Linked DNA regions of Homo sapiens: region 2 is linked to region 1. A link is an interaction called in ENCODE POLR2A ChIA-PET data of the cell type or tissue named here. Cell type or tissue: K562. All regions are shown on one strand.

Region 1 (8,000 bases):
GTTGCGGTGAGCCAAGATCGTGCCATTGCACTCCAGCCTGGGCAACAAGAACAAAACTTCGTTTCAAAAAAAAAAAAGGTGGTCACTTATAAATGAAAAAATAAAAGACAAGAGCAATACTTGAGCTTAGAATTCTGGGTCACAGACATAAATAATCGGCAAGTGGTTGTTCGCCTTATATTTACAAAGGAGTAGAGGAACAAGGGGTTTAGAAGGAGGGTAAATGTTTGTTAGCTCCTTAACCACTCGCCCTACACATTTAGGAAAAGCAAAGAGAGGAAACAAATTTTTTTTTTTTTTTTTGAGACGGAGTCTCACTCTGTCACGCAAGCTGGAGTGCAGTGGCGCGATCTCGGCTCACTGCAAGCTCCGCCTCCCGGGTTCATGCCATTCTCCTGCCTCAGCCTCCAGAGTAGCTGGGATTACAGGCGCCCGCCACCACGCCTGGCTAATTTTTTGTATTTTTAGTAGAGACGGTGCTTCACCGTGTTAGCCAGGATGGTCTCGATCTCCTGACCTCGTGATCCGCCCGCCTCGGCCTCCCAAAGTGTTGGGATTACAGGCGTGAGCCACTGCGGCCGGCAAAACAAAAAATTTGTCCTTGTTCACTGATGGCCAAATAAAATGAGGAAACTAGTTTTACATTTTTCTGCATGTTTTGAAGGTAACTCCACTATCCCAACACACTAGAATGTAAGCTCCATAATGGCAAATATTTTTGTCTGTCTTGTTCACTACTATATCCCAAGCAACCAGAACAGTGCCTGACATAGATTAATCATTTAATAGATATGTTAAGTAAATGAATGAATGAACTGACTCAGTAGATGAAAGATGTCTTTCTTGTATTAAGTGAAAAACAAAACAAAAAAACACGTTGTAAACTATGACCTTGGTTCTGTACTGAAAGTAAGTATTGGCTTGAAAAAAGCACAGTAAACAGTGGCAAATGGTTAACAGTGATGATCTCTGCAGGGTGCAGGAGGATACAGGAGATCAGAGCTTTCTGAAACAATGGAAATTTTTAAAATAATAAACATATATTACTTTTAAAACAGAAAAGAGCGTGTAATATATGTATGGTCATGGATGAGATAGATAGTTCTATCTTCTTAAGGGAAAGCAGGCACTGATCTAGGAATCAAAAGTTTGAGCATGAAAAAAAAAAAAAGTTTGGCCACTACCTGGCTATTAGCACTTGATTTCTTTGAGCCTGTTTCTTCCCAGTAAAATGGAGTTGACAGTGCCTGCTTCACAAAGCCGTTTTGTGAATTAAATGAATCAGAAATCAGAAAGGAATAGCTTAAAAGCTGCAATTTAAAGAACAGGAAAAGATGCCTGCCTACCAATATGCCATGTCCTTTCTTCCCAGGGACCAAAGATCCCTAACCCCTTCCAAGCTTACCTCCTCCACGGGGATGAAGGCGCTGGGCCCTCGAGGGCCTCGCCGAGCCCGGCTCTCCCTCTGCTCCTGGGAGGAAACATATGAGGTTAGTCCGTAGTAGAAGGGAGAATAAAGAGGATTATTACCTATCCAGCCTCTTCCTCCTATCCAAGGGGCTACACTGAAGTGTTAAACCCACCTTTCTAGCATACTTTGGATGGTGGAGCCAGATGGGAGATATACACATGTTTGGAAGGGTAATCAAGAAAGAGGGCTCACTCCAGGCTGAGTTCTTCAGGAACTGGGTTGGGACCCAAGAATCCCAGCATTGCGGGATGGGAGGGTCCTGGAAAAGGAACTATATAGCCATCATGCTGCACATCTCCAGGAGGCCACCTTCTTAGTGGTCCCAGAGAACTTATACAAGAACACACCACAGTTTGCACCCTGAAGCCAGGTAACCAAGTACCCCAGATGCTTCAGAAGCAGCTTCAATTTCTCTCACATGTTCGTTCGTTCCTTCCTTCCTTCCTTTCTTCCTCCTCCTCCTCCTTCTTCCTTCCTTCCTTCCTTCTCCTTCCTTCTTTTGCTTCTTTTTTTTTTTGAGACGGAGTATCGCTCTTGTTGCCCAGGCTGGAGTGCAATGGTGCGATCTCAGCTCATTGCAACCTCTGCCTCCTGGGTTCAAGCGATTCTCCTGCCTCAGCCTCCCGAGTAGCTGGGATTACAGGCATGCACAACCACGCTCACCTAATTTTATATTTTTAGTAGAAACTGGGTTTCTCCATGTTGGCCAGGCTGGTCTCGAATCCCCAACCTCAGGTGATCCGCCCACCTCAGCCTCCCAAAGTGCTGGGATTACTGGAATGAGCCACCACGCCTGGCCTCTTCTTTAGTGGTGCAGTCATAGCTCACTATAGCCTCAAACTGCTGGGCTCAATGGATCCTCCTGCCTTGGCCTCCCAAAGCACTGGGATTACAGATGGGAGTCACCATGCCTGGCTGCTTATCTGTCCTCCCACCACCACCACCTCATTAACTACCACCCCCTCTTGTCTGGACCACTACTCACAACCTCGCCAGTTGTCCCCCGGCCTCCTTAGCCCTGGCCTCTCCTATCCATCCTCTACCCAGTAGCCACATTAACTTTCTGAATATAAATCCGATCAACTGGCTTAAAACCCTACCTCCCCCTCCCATGGGCTTCCAGATACAACTGGCCCAGTCCCAGTGGTCACTCCTTTTGCAAAGCTAAACCACAATAGTCTAGGAACCTTTTTCTGGCCCTCACCTATGACCCCAAAATTCCCAGGGCTTTTGCTTCTAAAAACACTGTCATCAAATTGTCTGTTTTGTTTCCCTGACACCAGATCACATTTAGTGGAGAGCAGCGCCAGGTCATTCATACTAGTCTGTGAATGAAGACAGAGAAAGCAGAAAGGCACGGAGGGAATCTGAGCAGGGTGTACAAGGCTGATGGGAGCAACTGTTTTGACCTGTTATATGCTGCAGCCTCTTTAGAAACCACTAATATCAGGTACTCACTACATCTGCTTCTCCTAGTCCTAGAGATGGGGTTCAGGAAGGATGCTCTACTTATTAATTTATTTTGTTAATCTGAGAGTGGAGGTGGCTCTCAGCACTGGTCTTGTTTACAGTTTACCCAAATCAGAGCCATGCTCTCACTGGACAGGGATAGGAGGCGCCCAGTTCTCCCCTTCCCATTAAGATCCAGACTTAGTACCAGCCCTCAGGTATCCGGGAACCAAAAACTATAATTGAACCTTCCTTCTCAGATGGCCAAAAGCCCACTGAGGAGGCAGAGCTCTGGGACTCCAGAAGACTACAAAGTCTCTGGAATAGGTACCAATTCTGCAACTAACTTGCTATGTGGCTCTGGGAAAGTTAAAGGCCTAAACTCTCTTTACCTACTAAACTGGTAGGTAAAGTAGCCCAGCTACCTTCAAAAAGGGAGTTGAGCTGACCGTGCAGGCCCCCTTCAGCCCACACTTCTGGGAACTTCCGGGCCAGGCTGGTCCAAGTTCAGCGTAGTAACCAACACAATCCCTGAGCACTCCCCTTTGGAGCTTCCCTCCCCCTCACCAAAGAAAAAGCCCAACAGCTCTGTATAGGAGATAAGGATTGCTGACTCCACAAACTGGGCCTCCACCTCAGGGGACCTGAGGACAGAATAGCAAGCCACAGCAGGGTAGGGTGGAGCAAAACTGGGGGAGGCAGAGACGGCCCATCAGGGGTGCTAGGGAAGGATAGGAATAGCCTTGGGAATCCCAACTCACTCCAAAATCTGACCCAGGAATTGTCAAAAGAAGGAGCTCTAAGTCATCGGTCTGGATCCATCAACACTTTCAGCAATAACAACAACAACAACAATATACAATGCAGTTAAAAGATAGGGGCCCTTGGCTGGCGCAGCAGCTCATCCCAGCACGTTGGGACACTGAGGCAAGAGGATCGCTTGAGGCCAGGAATTCGAGACCAGCCTGGGCAACACAGTGAGACCCCTGTCTCCACAAACAGTAAATTAGCTGGGCATGGTAGCACACAACCTGTAGTCCCAGCTACTCAGGAGGCTGAGGCAGGAGGACTGCCTGAGCCCAGGAGTTTGAGGTTACAGCAAGCTATGATCGCACCACGGCATTCCAGCCTGAGCAACAGGGCAAGACCCTGTCTCAAAAAAAAAAAAAAAAAAAAAGATGGGGCTCTTGACACAAATTGCATGAGCTCAAATGACAGCTCCACCACCTGCTATCCCTTAGCTTTATGAGCCTCAGTTTCTTTACCAAATAATGGGGATAGCAGTAACTACTTCCACTGGCCAGTGATGAGGATTTCATGAGATAACACTGTGTAGCTTACCTCAATACCTCCATAACAATAAGCACTTAATAAAAAGTCAGGTATCATTAACCTCCTTGCTGTATCAAACAAGGGCTTCTCAACCCAAGCGGTACATTAGAATCCTTTGAGAAGCTTTACAAAAATAACAATGCCAAGGTCCCACCTCCCGCAATTCTAATTTAGTTATCTGGGGTGGGGCCCCAGCATAACAGCCAGGGTGAGGACCATTGTTTACACCATTTATTGATCACTTTCTCAAGTATAAGGCACTATGCTAAGTGCTTTCTAGGTGGAAACAGAATTAATTTGTTCACTCAACAAATATTTTTGATGGCTATATTGCAAGCAGCAAGAATACAGCAGTGAAAAGACAAAGCCCTTGGCCTTCATATAATTCAGAATCTGATAAACAGGATTTCAAAGCACAGATTCTATAAAGTGAGTGAAATAAACAGTAACTGTATGATGGGGAGGGAGAGTGTGCAATATTTTAGTGTAAGTAGACAGGAGAAGCCATTGAGGAGGTGGTCTTTGAGCTGTTATCTAAATGATGAGAAGACAGCAAGGCCTGTAAAGATCTAGGGGGCCTAAGTGGGGTGGTTCACACCTGTAACCCCGGTACTTTGGAAGGCTTGGTGGTGGAGGATCACCTGAGGCTAGGAATTTGAGAACAGTCTGGACAACACAGCAGGACACCCTCTCTTAAAAAACAAACAGGCCGGGCGCAGTGGCTCACGCCTGAAATCCCAGCACTTTGAGAGGCCGAGGCAGGCGGATCACCAGAGGTTGGGAGTTCGAGACCAGCCTGACCAACATGGAGAAACCCCGTCTCTACTAAAAATACAAAAAATTAGCCAGGCATGGTGGTGCATGCCTGTAGTCCCAGCTACTCGGGGGGCTGAGGCAGGAGAATTGCTTGAACCCAGGAGGTGGAGGTTGTGGTGAGCTGAGATCGCACCATTGCACTCCAGCCTGGGCAACAAGAGTGAAACTCCGTCTCAAAACAAACAAACACACACCCCAAAAACTAGGGGGACCAGCATTCCAGCCAGAGGGAACGCGAGTATAAAGCCCTGAAGGCAAAACCAAGTAGATTTGAATCCATGGCTCCAATACCCTGAATGCTTCCCCGATCCTGACAGAGGAAGCAGGCAGGGCAGCATACCACTGCCAAGAAATGACCCCTCCAAGTCAGCCCTCCCTGCCCAATTCCCTGGACTGGGGAGTCAGTAATAACAATGGTGCATAACAAGGCTGGTTACCACTGGCTAAGCATTAATTTCACATGCACTACCTGGACTTTAGGGCAGAAGCTACTACTAGGGCTTCCATTTTACAGATGAGGAACAAGGCTCAGAGAGGTCAACTCACTTCTGGCTACTCAGGCAGGAAGGCAGTAGCAGGGCTGGGATACAACCCAGGTTTCTGCAAGTGCAGAAATGATTCCCCATTCTCTAAACTTCTCAAGGTCTCAATAGTCTCCAGGCTGCTGCATCTGGGACTCACCAAGAATGAGAAGCTCCAGTCACAGCACCTGTCACACTTGGGGGCACACACTGAATCTAGTTCTTTGTTGTTACCCCAGTGCCTAGCATAGCACAGTCCAACAGAATTTTCTGCGATGATGGAATGTTTTATATCTGTACTGTCCAAGAAATGTGAGTCTCTAGTCACTGTGGCTGAGCATTTGAAATGTGACAAATGCAACAAAAAATTTTCATTTTATTTAATTTTAATTTATCTAAATTTAAATAGCCACATGTAGTGAGGGGTTACCATATTGGATGGTACAGGTTCAGTAGACCTGATAAAGGCATGATTCCAGTTCCACGTAACAGAACAAGAAAAGTGCAACACAGAGGGGTCAGGTCACCTGTCCAAAATAACAGCTAGTGTGGGACAGAGGGAGAACCAGTGTTGGGTATTTTTATAATTTCAACTAAACAGATCACATGGGGCAACAGGAACACTAAAGTTAACCCTTTAGGTGGTCATTCAACATGAAGGTCTTCACACAAACTGTAAAAAGAGGATAATGGCCCCAGACCTGTGCCTGGCTCCTAATTTTTTCTTTTTTTTTCTTTTTTTCTTTGAGATGGAGTCTCGCTCTGTCACCCAGGCTGGAGTGCAGTTGCGTGATCTTGGCTCACTGCAACCTCCGCCTCCTGAGTTCAGGCAATTCTCCTGCCTCAGCCTCCTAAGTAGCTGGGAGTATAGGCATGCGCCACCAAGCCCGGCTAATTTTTGTATTTTTAGTAGAGACATAACCTGCTCACCTTGGCCTCCCAATATGCTGGGATTATGGGCGTTTGAGCCACCGTGCCTGGCCTTTTTTTTTTTTTTTTTTAAATAGAGATGAGGTCTCACTGTGTTGCCAAGGCTGGTCTCAAACTCCTGGGCTCAAGCGATCTTCCCACTTCAGCCTCCCAAAGTGCTGGGATTACAGGCATGAGCCACCATGCCTGGCATGGATCCTAATTTAAGCACTTACTATATGTTAACTTTTAAATTAGCTCAGGTACTTGCACACAGGTTCCATCTAATTTTCATCTGTTTTGGGGCGGCGGCAGAGTCTCTATTTTGCACACAAGACTAAGGGTTCAAAGGTTAGGCACCAGCTGACAAGTAGCCAATCTGAGATCTGAACCCACGGCTGCCTGGCTTCTAAGGTCCATTCCACTTCATAATAACAGCTTTGGGAAGCAGCCCCAGCCTTGGAGAGTTGAACCCAGCTCAGTCTGGCTTCCAAGGGTTCTGTCTACTACCCATATCGGCTTCTTGGAGAAGCCCCAGACTTTATTCTCGGTTACCCTATATTATCCTTTATAGAGCCTGTAAGTCCCTGGTCTCAGCTACAGACACCTGGTTACCCACTCTGCCAGCTGGGAAGGAACAGACACTATTTCTCCTTCCCTCACCCCCAGCTGAATTCAGATATTTTCCTGGGTTTATGCCTGAGAAGACGATACGGAAATACAGCCCAAGCAGCCCAGGACCTCCAGCCTTGGAGTGGGCAGGGTGGAGGGGGTGTGAGTGAGTGGTGCCATACACTTGTCTGCCCATCATGAGCTGGGAACCACGCTAAGTGCTTTACACATCTGATTGTGCCAATTCCTCCCAACCACCCAGAGGGAAACAGTTCTTATAATCCCTTCTTCGGAAACAGGTCAGAGAGGCTCAGAAAGGTCCTCTTCCAAATGGGCACAATTCAGATCTGACTCCACGGCTGGAATAGTTCACAAGGGTCAGCTAAGCCAGCAAGGGGCAACTAGTCACGAACACTTATTAGGTGCAAAGAGCAGTGCTGGGGATGAGACTTGCAGGGTATCTCCAGCAAGGGACTATTTCACATAATTGGGACCAAAGCTCCTACAATGGAGGGAATGGAGGAGGGTGTGCAAGGGGACTTATCTAGTGGGGGAGGAAGGGCTTCCCTGAAGAAGAAATGATGTCTGAGAAAGTTTGTTTTGTTTTGTTTTTTTTGAGACGGAGTCTCACTCTGTCACCCAGGCTGGAGTACAGTGAAGCGATCTCGGCTCACTGCAACCTCTGCCTCCCAGGTTCAAGCAATTCTCCTACCTCAGCCTCCGGAGTAGCTGGGAGTACAGGCGTGTGCCACCACGCAGGGTTAATTTTTTGTATTTTTAGTAGAGACGGGGTTTCACCGTATTAGCCAGAATGGTCTCAATCTCCTGACCTTGTGATCCACCTACCTCGGCCTCCCAAAGTGCTTGGATTACAGGTGCGAGCCACCGCG
Region 2 (8,000 bases), 200 kb after region 1:
CTGGGACTGTCAGTGTTATTGTTACCTGGGTATTTCTTCCACTATATAAATTTAAAGTTTATCCCAGAGTGACAGCAGGAGAATGCTAACTTTGGAATTATGTAACACTTTCATTAGAGAGGCAAACTTGACAATTATTTGGAAAGTTTTTAAGTGTTTTATGTTTATTATTTTTAATGTCTGGAAGCATTTTTTTTTCAGCTGTATGTACAGTTGTGTTCTCTTATCTTATTTACATTTCTTTCTCTTTTTTTTGAGACGGAGTCTCACTCTGTAGCCCAGGCTAGAGTGCAGTGGCATGATCTCGGCTTGCTGCAACCTCTGCCTCCTGGGTTCAAGTGATTCTTCTGCCTCAGCCTCCGGAGTAGCTGGAATTACAGGTGCCCACCACCACGCCTGGCTAATTTTTGTATTTTTAGTAGAGACGGGGGGTTTCACCATGTTGGCCAGGCTGGTCTCGATTTCCTGACCTCAGGTGATCACCTGCTTTGGCCTCCCGAAGTGCTGGGATTACAGGTGTGAGCCACCGCACCCGGCCCCTTACTTAGATTTCTTCATTTCCCACTTTCGTTTTCAGTTTGTCTGTTTCATTCAGTGGTCAGGAGATGGTCAACAAGCCCAAACAGAGAGGTAATAGCAAAACCAAGCAAACAAAAAACATAAACTTTGCTATTTGTATTAGTTTCTTGTGGCTGCCATAACAAATTACCCCAAACAGACTTTGAGGCTTAAAACAACAGAAATTTATTCTTTCACTTCTGGAGGCCAGAAGTCTGAAATCAGGGTGTTGGCAGGACTGAACTTGCTCCAGAGGCTTTAGGGGCAATCATCCCTTGCCTCTCCCAGCTTCTGGTGGCTGCTGACATTCCTTGACCGTAACCCTCCAGTCTCTTCTTCCATTTTCACATTGCCGTCTTCTCTGTATGTGTGTTAAATGTCTGCTTTTCTCTTATAAGGATATTTGTGATGGCGTTTAGGGCCTATGTATAATCTCATCTCAAAATCCTTAATAACATATGCAAAGACTGTTTTTCCAAATAAGTGAACATTCACAGGATCTGGGTATTAGGCTATGGACCCATCTTTGGCTAGAAATCTATTTCATGATAACTGTGTGTATATGTGTTTGGGAAAGGGGATTTCCCCCCTCCTCTCTTCCTCTTCTACCCCCTCTTTCCCTTCCTTCCTTCTCCTCTTCCCTCCCTTTCTCCTTTCCCTCCCACCCTCTTTTTTTTTCTTCTTCTTCTCTCTCTTTTTTTTTTTTTTTTAAATAGATTGGGTCTCTTGCTGTGTTGTCCAGGCTGGTCAACATACCAGATTACCAGATTACTCCTGGGCTCAAGGGATCCTCCTACCTCAGCCGCCCCTTCCCACTTTGACCCCAGCCCCAGTTAAAATTACTTGTTTTGGCCGGCCATGGTGGCTCATGACTGTAATCCCAGCAGTTTGGGAGGCCGAGGTGGGTAGATCACTTGAGCTCAGGAGTTTGAGGCCAGCCTGGGCAACATGGTGAGACTGTCTCTACTAAAATACGAAAAATTAGCCGAGTGTGGTGGCATGTGCCTGTAGTCCCAGCTACTTGGGAGGCTGAGGCAGGAGAATTGCTTGAACCCAGGAGGTGGAGGTTGCAGTGAGCTGAGATTGTGTCACTGCTCTGTTTCAAAAATAAATAAATAAATAAATAAAATTACCTGTTTAATTAACAGTAAGTCAGGCTGGGCACTGTGGCTTAAGCCTGTAATCCCACTTTGGGAGGCCAAGGCGGGCGGATCACTTGAGACCAGGAGTTCGAGACCAGCCTGGCCAACATGGTGAAACCCTGTTTCTACTAAAAATACAAAAATTAGCCAGGCATGGTGGTGGACACCTGTAGTCCCAGCTACTTCAGAGGCTGAGGCATGAGAATCGCTTGAACCCAGGAGGCGGAGGTTGCAGTGACCCAGGATTGTGCCACTGTACTCCAGGCTAGGTGAGATTGTGACACTGTACTCCACCCTGTCTCAAAAAATCAAAAAACAAACAAACAAAAAAACCCAGTAAATCAAAGTCTGTACATTTTAAATTAAGGACTTACGGTTATAAAGAGAAATCAATTTGTTTTTGTGGGTTTTTTTGCTAGCCTGTACAGGGAGTTAATACGTAGCATAAAAAGAATGTCAGGGAGCTCTCTGAGTCTGAATCTTTTCTGATTCTGAGGGCTGCCAGATTCAGAAGTAGCTCTTTGTTCAACTAAGCTCTTTATTCCTCTAAAGAAAAAAAAAAAAGGAATGTTATTTTTGGATTTTTAGGAGGTCCTTAAAGTGCCAATCCATACATTGAAAAAGAAATTTTGAGTTTAAATTTAAAATATTTAAAAACGTTAAGAACATGATGTTATATCATAAGATCAAAGTAATGTAACATAGGATAGAGATGTAATGAAAGAAAAGGAATAAGTAGCCTAAGGTAATAATATTAGGAATGTAATTTTTTTTTTTTTTTTGAGATGGGAGTCTTAACTCTTGTTGCCCAGGCTGGAGTGCGGTGGTGCGATCTTGGCTCACTGCAATCTCCACCTCCCGGGTTCAAGCGATTCTCCTGCCTCAGCCTCCCAAGTAGCTGGGATTACAGGTGCCTACCACCACGCTAATTTTTTTTATTTTTAGTAGAGACGGAGTTTCACCATGTAGGCCAGGCTGGTCTCGAACTCCTGACCTCAGGTGATCCACCTGCCTCAGCCTCCCAAAGTGCTGGGATTACAGGCATAAAGGAATGTAATTTTAAAAGGGAGGGTTTTATGCTCAATTCCACATAAAGAGGACAAAAAACTTCAGACAAGGGAGTTCAGAGTTTTGGATTCCACCACTGTTTCTGCTGCTTACAGGTTCATGAGGCAGTGCCTTCTCTTTTGTTTAATTTCCTCAACTTTAAAATAAGGATTACATTTAATGATCTGTGATACTCTATCCTTTGTAGCATCTTTTGTTATATATTTTCTTGCATTTCCAAGAGAGAATCGTGTCTGTCCAATAGAGTGAAACCAAATGTGAAGTCTCTTCCAATAGCAAATTCTTTAACTATTGGAAGTTCGTTGCTTTTGCTTAGAGCTGTAAAATGAACCAACCCTGAGTTTGTGTACAGTGTCTAAATAACTTCTTAGGAAAGAGATGACACAGCCAGAAAATCAAATGAATCTTTCTGCCTATACTGTTGTCACAAACAGGGTAAGATTTTTTAGGTAAGGCAAGATCACTGTGATTTGAAATGCTTTTCCCTCAAAACTGAAATTTTTTTTCTAATGGAAAAAGTTGGGGGCAAGAATGAAGAATTTGTGTCTAATTTTAGCTTAATGTCTTGAACATTTTTTATATAAGCATTTAAAAATATGTATTTAAACATTTTACTATACTTTTAAATGTAAGCTTTGTATCTGCTTTTGATTCTTATCAAATTATATGTAAGCTATTATTAAACTAACATAAAAACATGTATTCACCTTTTAAATAAGCTTGTATTGAAATAGTTTACAGTTACAGTGTAGTTAAACTTATTGTTCACATGTTGTTTGTTTCTCATTTTTCGTTTCTGTAGACAACAAACTTATACTATTTTTAAAAGTAGAGTTTGCTTCTTTCCCCCCTGTATGTAATTCTTGGGTGAGCACCTAAGAAAAATTATTCAGATTAGGCTGTGGCCAATCTTATGACCTCTTTTATACTTTATCCAGGAACAGTCTGAAGACACATATGATTTTACAGCTGTGCCTGACTGAATATGTCTTTATCTTCTCATAACCCAGATAACACTTGGTTTTATTGTTTAGATTTTTTTTGGTAGCTTAATATGTATGAAGTCGTATCTTAAGAATATTGCAATTTATATTTCTCCAATTAGTAGTGAGACAGTCTTTTTTCTCAAGTGCCGATTGAATCTCTGTGGTTTAAACTGCCTGTTTTTATCCTTTGACAGGTTTATGAGTTAGTCATTGTTTGCTCCCTAATAATAGATGATCGGGAAATGTTGAATTGGTTTGGTTTATATTATAAACATTGTTTTATTTATCATAATTCTTGCAGATATTGCCTGAATTTATAATATTTTAATCTTAGATTTGTTTTTTTCATTGCATGAAAGTTTATTTTACATAATTGGATTTGTCAAATTCTTGTTTATGCTTTCTTTGAATTGACCATAAATTCATCTCTTTTCCATAGTGAGATAAGCTTACTGTTCTGTTTTCTCCAAAGTTTTTTGAATGTTTAGTTTTTTAATATATTTATAATTACTTACAGCATATGTTGATGTGGATATTTTTTGCATGTTGGTATTCAGTTTTTCTGACAATGTTTTCTAAATACTGATTTTTTCTCCATTTATTTCATATTTTAAATACTTTATAGATTTGATCTTTTTTTGGCATTTCTAATCTCTTAGGGTTTTTTTTGTATTTTTTATTGTAAAATATACGTAAGATAAAATTAACTGTTTTAACCATTTTTAAGTAAGGTAGTACCCCCACCATCTGTAGTTTTGCTTTTGGCGGTTTTAGTTACCTTCTATCAACCTTGGTCTGAAAATATTAAATGGAAAATTTCACAGGCAAATAATTCATCAGTTTAAAATTGTGCACTGATCTGAGTAGTGTGATGAAGTCTCTCTCCATTTTGCTCTTTCCTGCCTGGGTCATGAATCATCCCTTTATCCAACATATTCATGTTGTAGACACTTCCCGCCTGTTACTCACTTAGGAGCCGTCTTGGTTATCAGATCATTTGTTGAGGTATCTGCAGTACTTGTGTGTTCGAGTAACTCTTTTTTGTTTTTTTTTTTTGAGACAGAGTTTCACTCTTGCCCAGGCTGGAGTGCAATGGCGTGATCTCAGCTCACTGCAACCTCCGCCTCCCGGGTCCTGGTTCAAGCAGTTCTCCTGCCTCAGCCTCTTGAGTATCTGGGATTACAGGCATGCGCCACCATGCCCAGCTAATTTTTGTATTTTTAGTAGAGATGGGGTTTCACCATGTTCGCCAGGCTGGCCTTGAACTCCTGACCTCATGATCCGCCCGCCTCGGCCTCCCAGAGTGCTGGGATTACAGGCATGAGCCACTGCACCCAGCCTGAGTAACTCTTATTTTACTTAATGGCCCTGAAGAGCAAGAGTAGTGTTGCTGGCAATACAGATACACCAAAGAGAAGTGCATTAAGTGAAAAGGTAAAAGTTCTCCACTAAATAAGGAAAGAAAAAAAATCATATGCTGAGATTGTTAAGATCTACGGTAGGGCTGGGTGTTGTGGCTCACACCTGTAATCCCAGCACTTTGGGAGGCCGAGGCGGGCGGATCATGATCCAGACTATCCTGGTCAACATGCTGAAACCCCGTCTCTACTAAAAATACAAAAATTAGCTGGGCGTGGTGGCACGCATCTGTAGTCCCAGCTACTCAGGAGGCTGAGGCAGGGGAATCGCTTGAACCCAGGAGGCGGAGGTTGCAGTGAGCTGAGATCTCACCACTGCACTCCAGCCTGGTGACAGGGAGAGACTCCATCTCAAAAAGAAAGAAAAAAAATCTATGGTAAGAACTAATCTTCTGTCCATGAACTTTTGAAGAAGGAAAAGAAATTCATGCTAGTTTTTCTGTCACACCTCAAACTCCAGGTTTTGGCCACACAGTGTGTGAAAACTGCTGAGTTAAAATTTATCATAGGTATATATGTATAGGAAAAAAGACAGTCTATATGGGTACCATCTGTGGGTTCAGGGGTCAACTGGGGGTCTTGCAGTGTATCCCCCCCTTGGAAGGGGAGACTACTGTATACAATTCAGTGGAATTAAGTACATTTACAATGATCTGCAGTCATCATCACTATTATCTAGTCTCTTTATTTAAGGTATTTTCACTTCAACCTGCAACATTATTGCTGTTACTCTTGGACAAATTGTTTAAATCTCTGAATCCCAGTTTCCTTGTTTGTAGCATGAGGATGATAATACCACCTGCGTCTTAGTTGTGGAGACAAAATTTGATGAGATAGTGAATATAAAAATTACTTGGAGCTGGATGCAGTGGCACATGCCTGTAGTCCCAGCTGCTTGGGAGGCTGAGGTGGGAGGATTGCTTGAGCCCAGGAGTTTGAGACCAGCTTGGGCAACATAATAAGACCCTCATGTCTTAAAAAAATAAAAAAAATAAAAACTAAAAACTTTGTGTATTATATATGCTCAGTAAATGATAGTTCTCTTATCTTTCCCACTATTATTGGTTTTAAAGAATGGTGTAGACAGGTTTTCCTTAAATGGCCTCTGTTGTTCTCCTTTCTCCCAAAATATTCATTATTAATTTTGTCTAATTTTCATTAAGAAATTTGTAGGTATTGGAGTAAACCTTTGTTCACTTCTTTTTTTTTTTTTGAGGCAGAGTCTCGCTGTCTCGCAGGCTCTATATATTTATATATATATATATAGAGAGAGAGAGAGAGAGAGGATGGCTTGCTTCCCTCTCTACCTAACTGCATGTTGAAAAATAAGCATTTGTTAATCTTAAACATCTGTCACATGAGTCATACACTGGGTTGTTTTTTATATACGTGTATGCACACATTATTTGAAATTGAAAGCAACGTCTCAATGGATTTGAAACTATTAAAGGCTATTGTCTAAAACGTGAAAAATGTATAACTAAAAATAAATGCACATATTAATATTTAAAGTGCATAATTAAGAAAACCTATTGGTGTTTTGTTTTTCTTGTATACCAATAATTAAGCCACTACTGTTGACACTATTTGGCTTTCTGTTTTAACATTGAATGAGTGAAAGTACTTCTTATATTTATGAATTTGCTGCTAAAATCTTGGCCAAAAAAAAAAAATTGTCTAAAATGTGTGGGTGAAAAATGTTAATCATGTATGTTTCTACCTTCCCCCCCAAAGTTGGACACCAACTATATACCGTAGGTTGCTTAAGGTGATTTCACTATTGTTAAATCAATAAGATAAAAATGAAATAGTTGTGTATATGCAACATTGTGTACAGAGGAGATAATGAATAGTATTAAACGTTCTCATCTTCCTTTACCTTTTGTTCCCTAATACCTATTCTACCTTTTAAAATTTCAGACTTCACTGCTCTTTGAATTCATAATTCAAATTTGCACATTATTATTATTGGAAAATCATATCTAATAAAGGTTTTAGGCCGGATGTGGTGGCTCACACCTGTAATCCCAGCACTTTGAGAGGCCGAGGCTGGTGGATCACTTGAGGCCAGGAGTCTGGGACCATCCTGGCCAACATGGCAAAACCCCATCGCTACAAAAATTAACCAGGTGTGGTGGCGCACACCTGTAATCCCAGCTACCTGGGAGGCTGAGGCATGAGAATTGCTTAAACTGGGGAGGTGGAAGTTGCGGTGAGCCGAGATTACGCCGCTGTGCTCCAGCCTGGGTGACAGAGCAAGATGCTGTCTCCAAAAAAAAAAAAAAAAAAAAAGGTTTTAGTTATTTCCCCCCCCAAAAAAAATTAAAAATAAAAAAAAATATATATATATATAAGGCACTTTGGAAAGTGTAGTAAATAAACTTAAAATACAATGTAGTCAGTGAGCAAATCTATGGACTACCTTTTTTCTATGTGGGACTGTGTCATAGATATCCAGTTAACTCCTGAATATCTCTGTACATACTTAGCTGCATGCAAATTCTCTTTCTAGGACCTATAAATCAGACTTTGCCTTACTTAGACACTTCTTTTGAAGTTGTAATTAAGAGTGATATATGCCTTGTTTTCATGGAAAACAATTTGACCTTTATTCTGTGCTTTTTTTTTTTTTTTTTGAGATGGAGCGTTAGTCAGTTTCCTGTCGCCCAGCCTGGAGTGCAGTGGTGCAATCTCGGCTCACTGCAACCTCCGCCTTCTGAGTTTAAGCAGTTTTCCTCCCTCAGCCTCCTGAGTAGCAGGAATTACAGGCGCGTGCCACCACGCCAGATTAATTTTTTGTATTTTTAAGAGAGACAGAGTTTGACCAT

The links. ChIA-PET counts read pairs that join two places held together with the same protein. Peaks named below come from ENCODE experiments on the same cell type or tissue, not always from the same donor. Only the 100,000 strongest peaks of a DNase experiment are listed, where the experiment ranks them.
Region 2: POLR2A ChIA-PET joins it to region 1 with 6 read pairs; 5 of 35 experiments call an interaction of 5 or more read pairs at or near these places.

The regions. Positions count from the first base shown.
Region 1 is chr1:28,262,654-28,270,653 of GRCh38, reverse strand. SESN2 (sestrin 2) reads right to left here. Exons shown (of 10, transcript NM_031459.5): 2 at 1,406-1,471. Among named protein-coding and RNA genes, the nearest start is that of SESN2, 7.1 kb to the right of the region's middle. In K562, no CTCF peak of the experiment used is centred here; a DNase peak (open chromatin) is centred at 3,503; H3K4me3 peaks cover 842 bases.
Region 2 is chr1:28,062,817-28,070,816 of GRCh38, reverse strand. All of the region lies in intron 1 of EYA3 (EYA transcriptional coactivator and phosphatase 3), which reads left to right. Among named protein-coding and RNA genes, the nearest start is that of EYA3, 22 kb to the left of the region's middle. In K562, no CTCF peak of the experiment used is centred here; a DNase peak (open chromatin) is centred at 4,716.